Regions from separate parts of the Homo sapiens genome. Here region 2 is linked to region 1. The links are chromatin contacts, found by Hi-C or POLR2A ChIA-PET in ENCODE. All regions are on one chromosome and are shown on one strand. The core of a region is the stretch at or near the end of the contact, and the rest is flanking DNA. Distances in the headings are between cores, read along the strand shown.

Region 1 (3,567 bases), core at 1,002-3,501:
TCACTTCTCTAGGAACTTAGTAATTATGATTTCTTATACCTTCCAGCATTTATTATTCATGTTAGTTAATCCAAGAGATAGTCCAAACATATTTAAAAACTTCAACATACTGGTTTTTTGGAGACTCTGACTTCAACCTCAGGGGCCAGTGAAAATAAAGCCTTGATTAGAGATGATTTTCCAACATTGCTTCTGCCTATAAAACACACCTTATACAAGAAAAAACAAGATAAGTACGTACTAGCTGTATATGCTATTCTGCATTAGATGTAAAAAACTTCAAATTCTAACACAGCTAATATTTATTGAATGAATTAAATGTGCCAGGTACTATTTTAAGCATTCAGCATATATTTTCTTATTCATTTTTTACAGCATCTAGGAGGTAGGTGATATTATCCCCATTTTACGGATGAGAGAACACAACTAACCCAAAATTATACAGCTAGAAAGTGAAGGAGTTGGGATTTGAACTCAGGACATGTATATCTAGAATCTGTGCTTTTAGTTTCACTACGCTACTCAAGAATATATGCAACTTTTATTAAGCATTTCATATTTACAAAGCTTTTTAGAGTAAAAACTAGATGTAGTTCAACAGAACTAGATGAAAAGTACAACTACATGTTTGGAAGCACATTTTCTCAAGCACTCCCATGGTATACTGTAACACCACTGCAATTTAAAAACTTACTCTTTTCCCTTGACCTCTCTTGTTCCAATTAAGCTTGTCTCCTCTGTAGTGTGGAAAACAACAGAATATTCTCGATAATAACCATTAATACACATGGCTCTGCTTTTGAACATGGTATTGGGGGAGGGGGTACAATGCCAATCAGTTGTTCTAAATGACGGCCGTACTGCCCCTTGAGGGACATTTTGGAGATTTTAAGGGCATTTTTGGTTATCAAGACAATTGGGGGACATTTAGTGGGCAGGGGCCAGGGATCCTATCCTGGAAAATTCTGGTCAGTTCTTCAAAATTAATTGATCTGAGTCCTGCAAAAATTTTAAATGCTCTGCCAGAGCAAATCTAATGCTAATATGTAGATAAAACTGAATTTTAAAAACGAATTACAAAAAAGTCCAGTAATTTAGAAGCTTAAATAAAAAAGCAATGGCTGTCTCAAAATCATTAAATAATTGAGGTACTCTTTGAATCCTGACTATAGTTCCACATATATTTAGACGAAATATCTCTGGGCAATGGTGCACTTAGTGTAAATACATATGGAGAGTTGAGATGCCTTTTAGCAGACTTAGAACAGAATATCAATAAATTGTAGGACATGCAAGAATGCTCACTCATGAAATTTCACTAATAAACGTTGTTATAAAAATTTTTCCACATTATTGCCATCTAGAGATTATTATTTTTGCACGATAGGAAATTTAGATTAGGCGAAAGTTACTTATTGATAAGGACCATCTCATTTGTGAAACTATTATTCGTTTCCTATTCTTCACTGTCTAAATTCTGTCTAATTTGTCTGGCATGTTTTCCCTACTTAAGTTAAATAGAAGAAAAAAGGAGAGTTAATTTTTTGAATGCTTAATTTGGGTTTGAAAAGCTTTTAAAGCATTTTGAAGTCTTCTATATTCATTCCAAAATAATTTAAGCTGTATACAGGCAGTCTCTGCTTACAGTGGGTCGACTTAACGATTTTTGACTTTACCATGGGTTTATGGGTATTGACTGCATTTTGTACTTAACAATGGGTTTCTCGGGTATCCCCACGTACAGGGAGCATCGACATATGCCTATTGAGTTAAAATAATATATGCGCCAACATAAAGCTAGAAAATACAACCGCAAAATCACCCGCGAGCCGGACGGCCAGGGAAGCGGTTAGCGCTGTGACGCCGGCGCGCAGGTGAACCGTGAGAATCGCCTCTCACCTCTGGCCGCGGAAGGTCCGGGGCGTGGTCGATACGGACGGCGGAGCTGACGTAGTCGATGCGGTTCCGTTCAGTGGCCGTGAAGATGTTGTCCGCCCTGGCTATGTCCTCCGGGCTTGGGTCAAAGATACGCAGGTGAAGGTCTTGCCTCCCGTAGGGGGCGAGGAACCGCTCTACTTCCTGCAGCGGGTACAGCAGCTTCCTCAGCTGCTGCTTCGGCAGCCGCAGCACCTCAGCAAAAGCTTGGGACGTGCTATTATAGCGGCTCAGTCGCTCTAGCACCGCAGGCATTTCAAAGAGTCTTCCCGCTCCCAGCCGCAGCCCGGGCGCCGCCATTCTCCCTTCCCAGAAGACGGGCAGAGAGATTTTACTCCTGTGGCCTGGGTTGCGCGTGCGTGACTTCCCGCTGCCGCGACGCCTGCTGGGAGTTGTTGTCTCCTCTGGCCTCGCTCGTTCCGGTCTAAGTGTTTTGCCTTCAGTGCGCGGGAGGAGGGTGGAGGCAGGCGGTGACCTGCGGGGAACAGCTCACTGGGTTTCTTTAACACCGTGGGCTTAACGATTATGTCTTACTGGAAGGATGTTTAACGGTTTGCAGAGGTGAAAGACCTATCTGGCCATGTGGCCTTTGAGTCTCAAGCGAAGGACTAAAGTGTGAAGCTCCGATGCATTCCAGGAACGTTTGATTTTCACAGTTTTTGGTTATCTTATTAACTGTTGACGTTTGTCGTAAGTCCGCAGCACTAGGATAAACACTTTTGCAAAAAAGAAAAGGGCTGATGAGAAATGTGATTGTAATAGCACCTCGTTTTCGTGGAAGGGACTGTTTGTATTTCCGCCTTCACTATAGGTGCAGGAAATGTCATTAAATTTTAGAGATTTCTTATAAAAACAGTTTTGCACAGATGTTACAGAATTGTTTCGTGGACGTTTCGTAATATCATCTTATTTCAAAAGTTTCTCCCTAAAGTCGATCAGTACTGAAATGGGAGATACAGGTATCATAATGATGAAATGAATAACTGAAAAATATTCATATGTTAAAAAAACTAGGTTTTCTAAAACATCAGCAGCCCAGAAAGGGTAACTCATGGTTTCTTGAGCTATTCCCCAGGTTGTTCAGTAATTAAACAGTACAATTCTTGAATAAATATGATACAAAAATTAATGAACAGAACCTGCGACTTTGAGGGCAGCCAATACGGCAGCCTGATGTGCTGCTGGCTGGCTAATTTTTTATTGCTCTTTGCATTAGGGTTTGGGGTGCCTTTCTGTTCGCTATTCTCTCTCCTCCATGTATAAAAGTGTGTATAATACTCTGTTGTATACATCAGAAATTTGGGATTCTCATTAGTGTGTGTTTCACTCATCCATGTGAAGAGATCACCAAACAGTCTTTGTGTGAGCAACAAGGCTGTTTATTTCACCTGGGTGCAGGTGGGCTGAGTCCCAAAAGAGAGTCAGCAAAGGTGGTGGGATTATCATTAGTTCTTATAGGTTTTGGGACAGGCGGTGGAGTTAAGAGCAATGTTTTAGGGGCAGAGGGTAGATCTCACAAAGTACATTCTCAAGGGTGGGGAGAATTACAAAGAAACTTCTTAAGGGTGGGGGAGATTATAAAGAACATTGATCAGTTAGGATAGGGCAGAAACAAATCACAATGGTGGAATG
Region 2 (3,533 bases), core at 958-3,457, 1.5 Mb before region 1:
TAACTGTACCTTGGAGTGCACCCGGGAGAGGAGGATGGATGGATTGTTTTGTACCTAATATTGCATCAGAACTTTTGCCTTTTTAGATGAGATCGTGCCGTGCCTAAAATCTGTCTGCCTATCTGCCCACTGACTTTGTCTGTGCTGATCTCTTGCCACGGTGCCTCTTCTTCCAGCATCCTTCTCCCTCCAAGATCTAGATTCGGCATCTGACTGTACCTGTCTTGTTCTCTGCAGCATCTGTCTGCTACACTCCTAGACCATCGTTAATAAACTTTCACACATTACACGAAAACCCCTAATATGTTGGCACCTGCACATAAATATCTATGGTTCATAAAACTAGAGGAGAAAACTCCATTTTTTAAAGACCTCTATCTAGTGCCATTTGTATTTGCACTTTTTGTTTAGTTGTAAGTTTTAATAGTTCCCCCTTTGAGGATTTGTCAGTACGAGCAGTATTGCTTATCAGAACACACCAACAGTCTTTTTGTAATATTCGCTTTTCCCCTTTGGTTCAGCCGAGCCTGCTGACAGATCATTCAAATTCAATTGTTTTATGTCTAAGCCGAACAGCTAATTAAAGTAGGGATGATTAACCTGACTGGCAGTGCCGCTCTCCCTCTCGCGCTCTCTCTCCTTCTCCTTTTCTCTCTCTCTCCCTCCTGTTCCAATCAGTCTTTTTCTCACACACTCTCTCTCTCCGTCTCTCCTCTCTCTCCCTCTCTCTCTCTCTCTCCCCCCCCTCTCTCTCTTCCCCCTCTCTCTTCCTCTCTCTCAGTCTCTCTCTCCCTCCCTCGGTTGGTGTCTCTCTCTCTCTCTCTCTCTCTCTGTCTCTTGCTCTACTGTTTTTTTTTCCTCTCTCTCTCTCCTAAACGTGGTCTGCTTGCTGATGGCAGAATGGCACTCGGAGATTTGTGCATTGTGTCTGGTTTCCTACGGGCAGGCTGACCCAGTGCCTCCAGGGACTTATCAATAGACCACTCAGAAGAGACACAGACAGGAGAGAGGAGGAGGGGTGGGGGGAGAGAGAGAGAATCAATATCAAGAATAGAAGGAGCTCCGAAGCCATTTTTTTTTTAAAGAAGTATCGGGACTTGGGAGAGGGTGACAAAGAAGGTTTTTCAAAGAGGCAGTGGAGGAGGTTCTAATAAATTTGGAAGGAAACAGTTCCCTGTCTTGGGAAAAGGAGAACTCCTGACTGATTAGCATTCACACCAGGTATGAGATGTTCGCTACCCCTTATCACTGTGTCGCAACCGAGATGGAAAAGCCTTTTTTTTTTTTTAGGAGACCGAGGGAGCATGTATTTTGCTGTGTTTGTTGTTGGGGGGTAAGAGGGGCGGCGTGAGAAGCTGTGGGCATTTGTGTATGAGAGCAGAAAGAATGGAAGCAGTACAACGGGGGGTGGGAAAGAGTATGGAGTATGTTACTGTCTTCCCTGTCTTTGTGCACCCCTGGGGGGTTACCCAAGTTCATTTCTAGCAGGTGGATTTAGACGGGAGTTACTTAACGCTTGACCGCCAGTTTTGAAAAAAAAGAAAGAAAAAAACGCTGCTTCCTATGTCTATTAAAGGAAGCTCCAATTTCTCTCTCTCTCTCTCTCTCTCTCTCTCTCTCTCTCCCTTCTCTTTTCCTCTCTCTTCCTCTCTCTCTTCCTCTCTCTCTGCCCCCCATCCCTCTTCCCCTCTCTCCCTCTCCCTCTCTCTTCTTTTTTTCCTCTTCTAACCAGACAGCGGGAGGGTTTCTGGCTCCCAGCCAGCCCAAAAGCCTCTAAGTGTTTTGCACTTGTTTCAGGGAGTAGCTGCCCGGGGATTTTTCAGCATTTTCACTAGAGAACAAAGAGTTCTTTACAAAGGGAAGGGTGGGGGGGGGGGGAGTGAGCTTAATGTCTGATATATGTTTTTCTATTTTTATTAGTTTTTCGCCTAAAAAGAAAGAGACAGGAACAGAACATTCACTCTATAAAGACACAAAGACATTCAAAAGAAATCCAGTTATCTTTTCTCCCCATCATCCCAATATATACATATATGTACATGAAAAAATTAAAAAGAAAAAGACTAGTTAAGTTGCATATGTTGCTCTTTTCTCCTCTTTTAATCTTTCCAAATCCAACTGTTCTTATGCTCACTTTATGCTATTTTTTTTCTACTCACAATAAAAGTTGTTCAGGATGCATCTTCTCTTATCATGTCTTTACCCTTTCTGGGTCGCCAAAATCTTGTGGAAGAAAGAACAAAAGTCCATCAAATAATCAATTTGGTGACTAGAACATCTTCTACTTTTGCCACTTGGGTAAAAAGTTAATTATGGAATTTGGGTTCCCAAAATACCAATGGGGTACATCAGTTCATTCGATCTCACAAGTTTTTGCATCCATCTGTTTAAAAGGTACCACTTGTGTCACTTGTCAGTTATTAAGAAAAGGTAGTAAGGGAGCAGATATTTGTATTTTATTTTTGTTTCTAATTATGTAAATGACAAAACCCCCAGAGAGATTTCTTGCCCCTTCTATGATACACTAGTTCATGCAAAATATAGTCTAGATGGAGATTTTGTCAACGATTCTGATTGCCACGTAGCTTTGTGTTCTCCATTTCAATTTTTGCCTATGCATGTATATTTTTACCATGAATTTGTGTTGTAGCAAACATTTCAGAATGCTTATCATTTTCAAATTAATGCTCCAACAAAAGCAAAAAGAAATCAGATGTGAGCTGTATGTGTAAAATGTAGTAAACAATTTTATCTTTTATATATGCTGTACATTTATATCTTTATGCTAATATCCTGGATTTGTAAACCCAAGATAATGTTTTCTTTCTTAAAGTTCTCCTCTTAATGCATTTATATGTTGATTGTCACTTAGAAATCTTTTTAAGGTACATTATAGACACGAAACTAAACAAGGGGAACAATTCTCAAGCTCTACAAAAATCCTTAAATATATATTATGTACCATTCCTAACTACAGATAACTGTTTTGCTAAGTAGAAAACAGCTACAACAGTTGTTTCAAGAATCAGAAACTCTTTTCTTTTTTTTTCTATTAACTGAAAATAAAATCTATTCATATCCCTGGGGAGGGAAAATGTAGGGGAAAATATAGATATATACATTTTCCATAATTATAGAATGCATTTATGTAACTGCTTCTTAAGGGTGTAATACATATCAGGGCAGAGTGTGATGCTCATCAAAAAACCCTCCTGGCTGGGAGGTGTGAGTGCCTTATGTTTGAAGTAACTTGATAACAAGGAGTCTTTTCGGGAAACCTTACTATGTATGTGTTGCCTCAGTAATGATCCTCAGATAAAAAACAAGTACTAGGTGGCCAGTGTTAGCACTTGAACTCACTGAAAGATATTAGAAGTAGGGGAACTTTTGGCAAATCCAGAATTTTCCAGGGTAACTCACTTCTTACACTTACATGTTTTCTTTAGGAATATTCTTGAATTGCTTTCAGACTTTTCTGTATTTTTGTAGAATTTTTTAATGCTTTTAATAGTGCTTAAGGAGAAAAATACTTT

Evidence for each region. A loop is a pair of places that touch in the nucleus more often than their neighbours do. ChIA-PET counts read pairs that join two places held with the same protein, here RNA polymerase II (POLR2A). Pooled maps may share reads with other maps.
Region 2: a pooled map shows a loop between it and region 1 (2.7-fold over the local background). The contact joins the promoter of ZBTB20-AS5 here to the promoter of GTPBP8 in region 1. A Hi-C loop is called at or near these places in 1 of 37 single-sample maps with no recorded cell type and 1 of 50 pooled maps. POLR2A ChIA-PET finds 5 or more read pairs at or near these places in 1 of 52 experiments (CD4-positive, alpha-beta T cell).

The regions. Positions count from the first base shown.
Region 1 is chr3:112,989,668-112,993,234 of GRCh38, reverse strand. It overlaps GTPBP8 (GTP binding protein 8), which reads right to left and starts at 2,251. Exons shown (of 6, transcript NM_014170.4): 1 at 1,900-2,251; 2 at 111-209. The coding sequence starts at 2,235. RefSeq lists enhancers at 1,994-2,203, 2,082-2,709.
Region 2 is chr3:114,452,267-114,455,799 of GRCh38, reverse strand. ZBTB20-AS5 (ZBTB20 antisense RNA 5) reads right to left here and starts at 2,207. Exons shown (of 3, transcript NR_121661.1): 1 at 2,160-2,207. The region is part of intron 7 of ZBTB20 (zinc finger and BTB domain containing 20); the gene reads left to right.